Regions from separate parts of the Homo sapiens genome. Here region 2 is linked to region 1. The links are chromatin loops, found by intact Hi-C in ENCODE. Cell type or tissue: PC-3. All regions are shown on one strand.

Region 1 (4,000 bases):
TTGGGACCTTCATTTTTTGGCGTCGTCTCTCTACCGTTGAACCCAGAAGTCTAGCTCAGGACTCATGTGTAGCAGGCACTTGATTAGTAATGGTTGAAAAAATAAATATTGATGGTGAAAGTGGTGTTATCCCTAAACCATTATGAAAAGTCATCCCAGAAAATCTTTTCACACTTAGCAGTTTACAAATTGTTTGACAACTACTGTTGTTGTCGTCACTGTTGTCCCCTCTGAACCTAAATGCAAAAATACATCAATTCAGCAAGTGTGTGCTAGGCACTTACAGTTTCCGAGGTACAATGCCGTGTGCTATGATAGATCTGGAGGGGGCAAAGAGTGCTGTTCTTGCCCTTACAGAGTCACTGACTCGTGTAAGAATCCTAAGTTGGCTTAAAGTTTCATGCCAACTCTGACAGACTTTTTTTAGTGACTTCTAGCCGTCCTGGGTTGAGAAAGATTCCAAGGGTCTGTCTGTTCTCAGCGGGAGAGCATTTTGATCGATTAGTGATGTCTGCCATGGGTATGACCTGGGGGAAGAGTCCTGACACCAGTGCCCTGTGTCTGACTTTCCTTGCCTAGTAGGTCTGAGGTGCAGATGGGGAATGGAGCTGGGATGGAGGTGGAGGAAGTGTGTCTGGAATTGGTGGGTTCTTGGTCTCACTAACTTCAAGAATGAAGCCGCGGACCCTTGCGGTGAGTGTTACAGCTCTTAAGGTGGTGCGTCTGGAGTTTGTTCCTTCTGATGTTCGGATGTGTTCGGAGTTTCTTCCTTCTGGTGGGTTCGTGGTCTCGCTGGCTCAGGAGTGAAGCTGCAGACCTTTGCGGTGAGTGTTACAGCTCATAAAAGCAGTGTGGACCCAGAATGAGCAGTAGCAAGATTTATTGCATAGAGCGAAAGAACAAAGCTTCCACACTGTGGAAGGGGACCCCAGCAGGTTGCCACTGCTGGCTCGCGCAGCCTGCTTTTATTCTCTTATCTGGCCCCACCCACATCCTGCTGATTGGTAGAGCTGAGTGGTCTGTTTTGACAGGGCGCTGATTGGTGCGTTTACAATCCCTGAGCTAGACACCAAGGTTCTCCAGGTCCCCACTAGATTAACTAGATACAGAGTGTCCACACAAAGGTTCTCCAAGGCCCCACCAGAGTAGCTAGATACAGAGTGTTGATTGGTGCATTCACAAACCCTGAGCTAGACACAGGGTGCTGATTGGTGTGTTTACAAACCTTGAGCTAGATACAGAGTGACGATTGGTGTATTTACAATCCCTGAGCTAGACATAAAGGTTTTCCAAGGCCCCACCAGAGCAGCTAGATACAGAGTGTCGACTGGTGCATTCACAAACCCTGAGCTAGACACAGGGTGCTGATTGGTGTGTTTACAAACCTTGAGCTAGATACAGAGTGACGATTGGTGTATTTACAATCCTTGGGCTAGACATAAAGTTTCTCCACGTCCCCACCAGACTCAGGAGCCCAGCTGGCTTCACCCAGTGGATCCCGCACCGCGGCTGCAGGTGGAGCTGCCTGCCAGTCCTGCGCTGTGCGCCCGCACTCCTCAGCCCTTGGGTGGTCGATGGGACTGGGCGCCATGGAGCAGGGGGTGGCGCTCGTGGAGGAGGCTCGGGCAGCACAGGAGCCCACTGAGGGGGTGGGAGGCTCAGGCATGGTGGGCTGCAGGTCCCGAGCCCTGCCCCACGGGAAGGCAGCTACGGCCCGGTGAGAAATTGAGTGCAGCGCCGGTGGGCCGGCACTGCTGGGGGACCCAGTACACTCTCCGCAGCCACTGGCCCGGGTGCTAAACCTCTCATTGCCCGGGCGGGCAGGGCCGGCCGGCTGCTCCCAGTGCGGGGCCCGCCAAGCCCACGCCCACCCGGAACTCCATCTGGCCCGCAAGCTCCACACGCAGCCCCGGTTCCCGCTCACGCCACTCCTTCCACACTTCCCTGCAAGCTGAGGGTGCCAGCTCTGGCCTTGGCCAGCCCAGAAAGGGGCTCCCACAGTGCAGCGGTGGGCTGAAGGGCTCCTCAAGTGCCGCCAAAGTGGGAGCCCAGGCAGAGGAGGTGCCGAGAGCAAGCGAGGGCTGTGAGGACTGCCAGCACGCTGTCACCTCTCAGAAGCGTAAGGTAAATGACTCATGTCAGTGTTGAACAGCAGGATTATCAGGCTTCACCTACCAGCAATTCTTGCCCCAGGACGGGGCCCTGCTATGTGCAGGGAATTTCCCCAACTTTGGATCAGCCCCATGGGAGTCCCATGCACTGCCCTGGGAAGTCACAGCTCTGCCCAGGCCATGCCCTCGGTATTAGTCTGTAGGGCTGCCAAGATGAAGCACCATAGACCTCATGGCTTTAATAACAGAAGTTCATTGCCTTATGGTTCTAGAGGCCAGAAGTCTGAGATCAAGCTGTCAGCAGGGCTGACTCCCTCTGGAGGCTGTGCGGGAGACTCTGTCCTAGCCTCTCCTCTAGCTTTTGGCGGCCAGCTGGCAAGCTTCACCATTCCTTGGCTTGTCGATGCATCCCTCTGATCCCTGTCCTCATGGGTGACTCCTGCATGAGTGATTGTGTCCAAATCTCCGCTCTCCCTGGGGACATTCGTCGTACTGGATCAGGGGTCACCCTACTTCAGCATGACTTCCTCTTTACTTAATTAGTTATATCTGCAATGCCCCTGTTTCCAAACAATGTCACATGCCAAGGTACTGGGGGCTAGGACTTCCATGTTTGAATCTTTGGAGACACAATTTAACCTGTAACACCTAAAACGAGTCTCTTTCTCTTAGCTGCCATCCTACTTCCTAGCTCTGTGTTGTGCCTTGCTATGTATGTGTCAGCAGCAGCGAGGGAATGGGAATAGTCTGTTTGAGGGAAGCAGAGAAAGACTGAAGGAGATTCATCATTTAAAACAGGGTGGGCCCAGACCAGAGTGAGGAAGTGAGAGAAGCAGCCCTCATCCAGCTAGGAGCCCTGGAGCCACGGTGCGGGAGCTCACTCTGGGTGAGGCCCTGCGTTTTCCCTTCTCCCGACCTGGCGTGGTTTCCTCCACTCTCACTTGTAGTTGACCATGACAAAGACCCTTTTCAAAGGCATTTCAGGGACAAAAAGACAGCATTCCCAGCTTAGCTTTTGCAAGAGGGAGGGGCTGAAAGGGTGAGATTGGGGGTTTTGTAGCACTGGAGGGGGAAGTGTCCCAACACCCCCTACCTCTCATTCCCTCTGAGGGACTGGCTGATGTCTTATCACGGACTGGGAACAACTGGGACAGTGTCTGCCCCACAAGTGGGGTAAGTGCCAAATTTTTTTTGTTTTTTAGTTTTTTTGTTGTTTTTTTTTGAGACTGTATCTTGCTCTGTTGCCCGGGCTGGAGTGCAATGGCGTGATCTTGGCTCACTGCAACCTCCACCTCCCAGGTTCAAGTGATTCTCGTGCCTCAGCCTCCTGAGTATCTGGGACTACAGGCACGCACCACCATGCCCAGCTAATTTTTGTATTTTTAGTAGAGACGGGGTTTCACCATGTTGGCCAGGATGGTCTCAATCTCTTGACCTTGTGATCCACCCACCTCGGCCTCCCAAAGTGCCGGGATTATAGGTGTGAGCCACTGCGCTCGGCCACCAAAAGGTTTTGACTGGTCTGTGGAAATTTTTAACCTTGGAGGGCAGCCCGCTGGTTCCTGGCAGGCCTTTTCTGGCACAGCTTCCTGGAGAGGCAGCTGGACCACCTGGGAGGTCACACAGGCCTCCAACCCTTGGTGGTGACTCATAGGCAGGATCTTGAGCTCTGTGGGGGCAGCAGAGTTTGCTGGAAGAGGCACGGCATCTGTAGGAACTGGAGCAGCACACTGCATGACTCAGGCGACCAGCCTGACATCTCAAAGGTAGCCATTGAGTAGAATCAAGTGACACTGGATTCATAGCCTGGTGGGGAAATGAGTCATGAGCACAAATTAGCAGAGAGAGAGAGAGAGACAGAGAGAGAGAGAGGCAGAGGAGAGAAATGT
Region 2 (4,000 bases), 53 kb before region 1:
CTAAGAACTGATATCATTCTTGGCACCTGTGAAGACAGTAGGGGTCCAGGCTGCATAGGGACCCCTGCTTTTCCTCTTATTCTAAGAGGGTCTCAGCAAATAGCATCTTGGAGCATCACCTGCTGCCTGTATCTACCTCCTGTTTCTCACTTCTACTTTTTGGAGCAGGATACCTTGGGGTCAATGACTTCGGGAGCCTCCACTGGCTTTTGCTATTTTCCTAGTTTTCATCCATCTATTCAAACTGAAAAAAATTTGGCTGATAGAGGCAATTAGAAAAACAGGATAATGCCTACAACAAAATAAATCTCAGCTCTCTCCTGGTGGTGACTGAGACATGGAGGCACAGATGCCTAGTGACCTTTTCAGGTATTGTAACCCTTGTATGCACCCCTGCCATGCCCCTGCCAAAATAAGAGTGGAGGAGATCTCTCTGGATGGTGTCATTTATATTTGAAGCTTCTGCAAGTGTTATACTCACCATTTTCATGAATAATTGATGGCTCAAAGAGTGGAGATGGCTGGGGTTTGGTGTGGGGCCCTTTGGAGCATTTTCCTTAGAGTATGAACAAGTTTTTCCTCTCTCATTCAGTGTGCAAAGGAAAACATCTTGTTTCTCCCCCCACCCCATTTTTTTTTTAATCAGAAAGAGACTTAGAACTAGACAATCCTGATTGAAAATGACACTTTAGGACTGATTTGACCATGGTGATAGGTGAGCTAAAAAGCAACTTATAAAACATGCCAGAAGCCTTTTTTTATTAGGATAATAAGAGCACACTAATATTTTTTTTGTATTGAGTTCAAAGGATGCATGAATATTCTGTTGTTCATGAGTGACTTCTAGACTATTTAAAATTATTCATGACCATTGATAATAAAAATAGTACCACGGCCAACCTCTCCCCTCAGCAAACAACATGAGGTTTGTAACCCTTTGTTTAAATTTTGGCAGTGTACTAATGTTGTTAAGATGACAATCTATTTCTTCTCAAAGCTGTATTAAAGTGGCACAAATTAGCTTAATGTTTAAGATTGGGTCTCAGGCCAGCCTGCTTGATTTTGAATTCTGCATCCTCTACTTATTAGCTGTGTGACTTTGGGAAAGTTACCTAACCTCTCTGTGCCTTGGTTTGTCATCCATCTAAAGGAGAAAATAATAATCCATATAACTCATGGGGAGATGGATCCATGTAAATACTCTTTAACGTATCCATGTAAAGAGTATTTACATGGATCCATCTTGCCATGTGTTATATGGATTATTATTTTATTACAAGTACAGTGCCTGGCACATAATAGACATGACACAATACATAACAGTTATTTATTACTGACATTTGGATGGTGTTCCTGGTCTGATGGAGATGTATGTTTCATGTGCAAGCAGGACAAATTGTAATGTTCAGACATTCAAGTTGTGACTACACAAGAACACAAAGCCAAAATTAACATGATATTGCCGCTTGAACATCCAATCAGTTACCTGCATGTGTTTTGAAAAGATTTGATTATATGCTCTGGAAACATTTTATTGCACTTTAAGGACAAGGGGGTCCTTGGTGTGATCTGTGGGCCAGTGGTCCTCTGAAGGTGGTCCTGAGGCCACCTCATTAGCACCTGGGAACTTGCTAGAGATGCAGAATCTGGGGCTCACTGCAGATGTCTCATGCTCTTGAGGTGGGGCCCAGCACTCTGAGTTTTAATAAGTCCAGTGAGTCAGCCTGCAGGATGACGTATAGTTTCCTGTGTGAGAAACTGTAGGAACTGTTGGTCCTTAGTTTGTAACTGCCATCTCTCCTGATAGGTATGGTAGGTCTATCGTGAAGTTTTGAAAAAAATGTGAACGGTATTTCAAGAGTCCATCTTGATTTTAATTTTTACTGAGGTTATCTCTATGGTGGTCATTAAGATTCCATTAAATTCATCAGGCCCATTTGAAATTTTTGAGAGTAAAGACCATGAATAGAAATAATTGAGATTATTGATTAAAAACATGAAAGCAAAGATTGACATAGTTAAACAAGTAAATCCTAGAACTGGACAAATCCTTAGCTATCTCTCTGTGAAGGTCCCTTCCTTTGGGCCTGCCATGGAGATAATTCCATTGAATTTTACTTTCATGGCATAGCTTCAACTTGCATTCAGGACATTCTAAGAAATAGCCAGGCTAAGTTTAGTGCTGTAAGTCTTGCATGGCTGTGCAGGGATATTTACCACTATGTGGCCCAGTGTGCTTTTGGCATAGGCATTTTTCTTTTAACTTATTATTTTGAGATAATTATAGCTTCACAGGAAGTGGAAGAGGAAAAAGCATAGAGAGGGTCTGTGTACTCTTCACCCAGTTCCCCTCAATGGTGACACCTCATGTAACTATCATACAAGATTAATACCAGAGAATTGGCATTGGCACAATGCAAAGGCTTTATCAGATTTCACCATTTTTTTTTTTTTTTTTTGAGATGGAGTTTAGTTCTTGTTGCCCAGGCTGGAGTGCAATGGTGTGATCTTGGCTCACCGCAACCTCCGCCTCCTGGATTCAAGTGATTCTCCTGCCTCAACCTCCTGAGCAGCTGGGATTACAGGTGCCCTTCACCATGCCTGGCTAATTTTTTGGTATTTTTTTAATAGAGATGGGGTTTCACCATGTTGGCCAGGCTGGTCTCGAACTCCTGACCTCAGGCGATCCACCCGCCTTGGCCTCCCAAAGTGCTCGGATTACAGGCATGAACTACCACGCCCGGCCCCAGATTTCACCACTTGGACATGCATTCATTCATGTGTGTATAGTTTAATGCAATTTTATCACGTCAGTAGATTCGTATAACTACTGCCACAACCGAATTTTGGAACTGTTCCATCACTAGAAAAGCCCCTTCACTCTGCCCCTTTACAATCACCCCATCCTCCTCATCCTACCTGTCCCCAAATGTAGGAGTTCTTTTCACCCTGGCCTCTGTATCAGGGAATGTGGGTTTGAAGTTAGTTTATGGATGCCTTGAAGCTTGTAATTGACTATGTTCATCCTGTCAACCTAAAATAATCAAAAGGCTCAGGATCCAATTAAAAGAGTTTATTCAAGTGCAAAGATGAGGGCCGCCATCCAGACAGCAGAATGACAGCAAAGGATGGTGATCACTGCACCTGGGATGGGGAAAAGGGAGAATCATTTATACAGGCAAAGCCAGAGGTGCCGAACAGAAACACATTTTCTTTTTTCTTTTCTTTTTTTTCTTTTTCTTTTTTCTTTTTCTTTTCTTTTCTTTTTTTTTTTTTTTTTGAGATGGAGTCTTACTCTGTCACCCAGGCTGGAGTGCAGGGGCGTGATCTCGGATCACTGCAACCTCCCAGGTTCAAGGGATTCTGGTGACTCAGCCTCCCAAGTACCTGGGATTACAGGTGCCCGCCACCACACCCAGCTAATATTTTTGTATTTTTAGTAGAGATGGGATTTCGCCATGTTGGCCAGGCTGGTCTCAAACTCCTGACCTCAAGTGATCCCCCTGCCTTGGCCTCCCAAAGTGCTGGGATTACAGGCGTGAGCCACCATGCCCGGCCAGAAACACATTTTCTGTATGAAGGCTACTGTACAAATGTAAGATTTGATTGACTACTACTGTTTATACTCTAAGGGGGTTGCTTAACAGTCTATTGTAAAGAGGTTACAGTCGCAAGGGTCTCTGTCTCCAACATCAATTAAGTCTAGGTTAGAATGAAGGATAGGGAGTCCGGTTAAGGTAGAACATCTCCATCTGGTTTTGCACAACCCTTGCAAAAGTCAGTCAGCAAGGGTTGTGCAAAAATAGCTGTGCTATGTGACTCTGTTTTCAGAGCTTCACTTTTCCCCTTGGCATAATCAACCTGGAAGGTCCTAAAATTTTATTTTCTTTTTACAATCCCTTTGCTTTGGCCATTGGTAAGTTTAGGGCATGATTTCTAGTGCCCCCTGAGGACCTTGGAACAGGCTTCCCCTGTGGCTGGATAAGCTCCTCACTTAACC

The links. Peaks named below come from ENCODE experiments on the same cell type or tissue, not always from the same donor. Only the 100,000 strongest peaks of a DNase experiment are listed, where the experiment ranks them.
Region 2: a loop joins it to region 1, with 2.7 times the contacts of the local background. A loop is called at or near these places in 1 of 110 quality-filtered maps.

What each region holds. Positions count from the first base shown.
Region 1 is chr2:233,970,919-233,974,918 of GRCh38, forward strand. The region is part of intron 17 of TRPM8 (transient receptor potential cation channel subfamily M member 8); the gene reads left to right. Among named protein-coding and RNA genes, the nearest start is that of TRPM8, 56 kb to the left of the region's middle. RefSeq lists enhancers at 3,431-4,000, 3,667-3,961. In PC-3, a CTCF peak has its summit at 2,445 (motif pointing left); DNase peaks (open chromatin) are centred at 2,183 and 3,863; H3K27ac peaks cover 1,707 bases.
Region 2 is chr2:233,918,415-233,922,414 of GRCh38, forward strand. The region is part of intron 1 of TRPM8 (transient receptor potential cation channel subfamily M member 8); the gene reads left to right. Among named protein-coding and RNA genes, the nearest start is that of TRPM8, 3.0 kb to the left of the region's middle. In PC-3, no CTCF peak of the experiment used is centred here; a DNase peak (open chromatin) is centred at 1,727.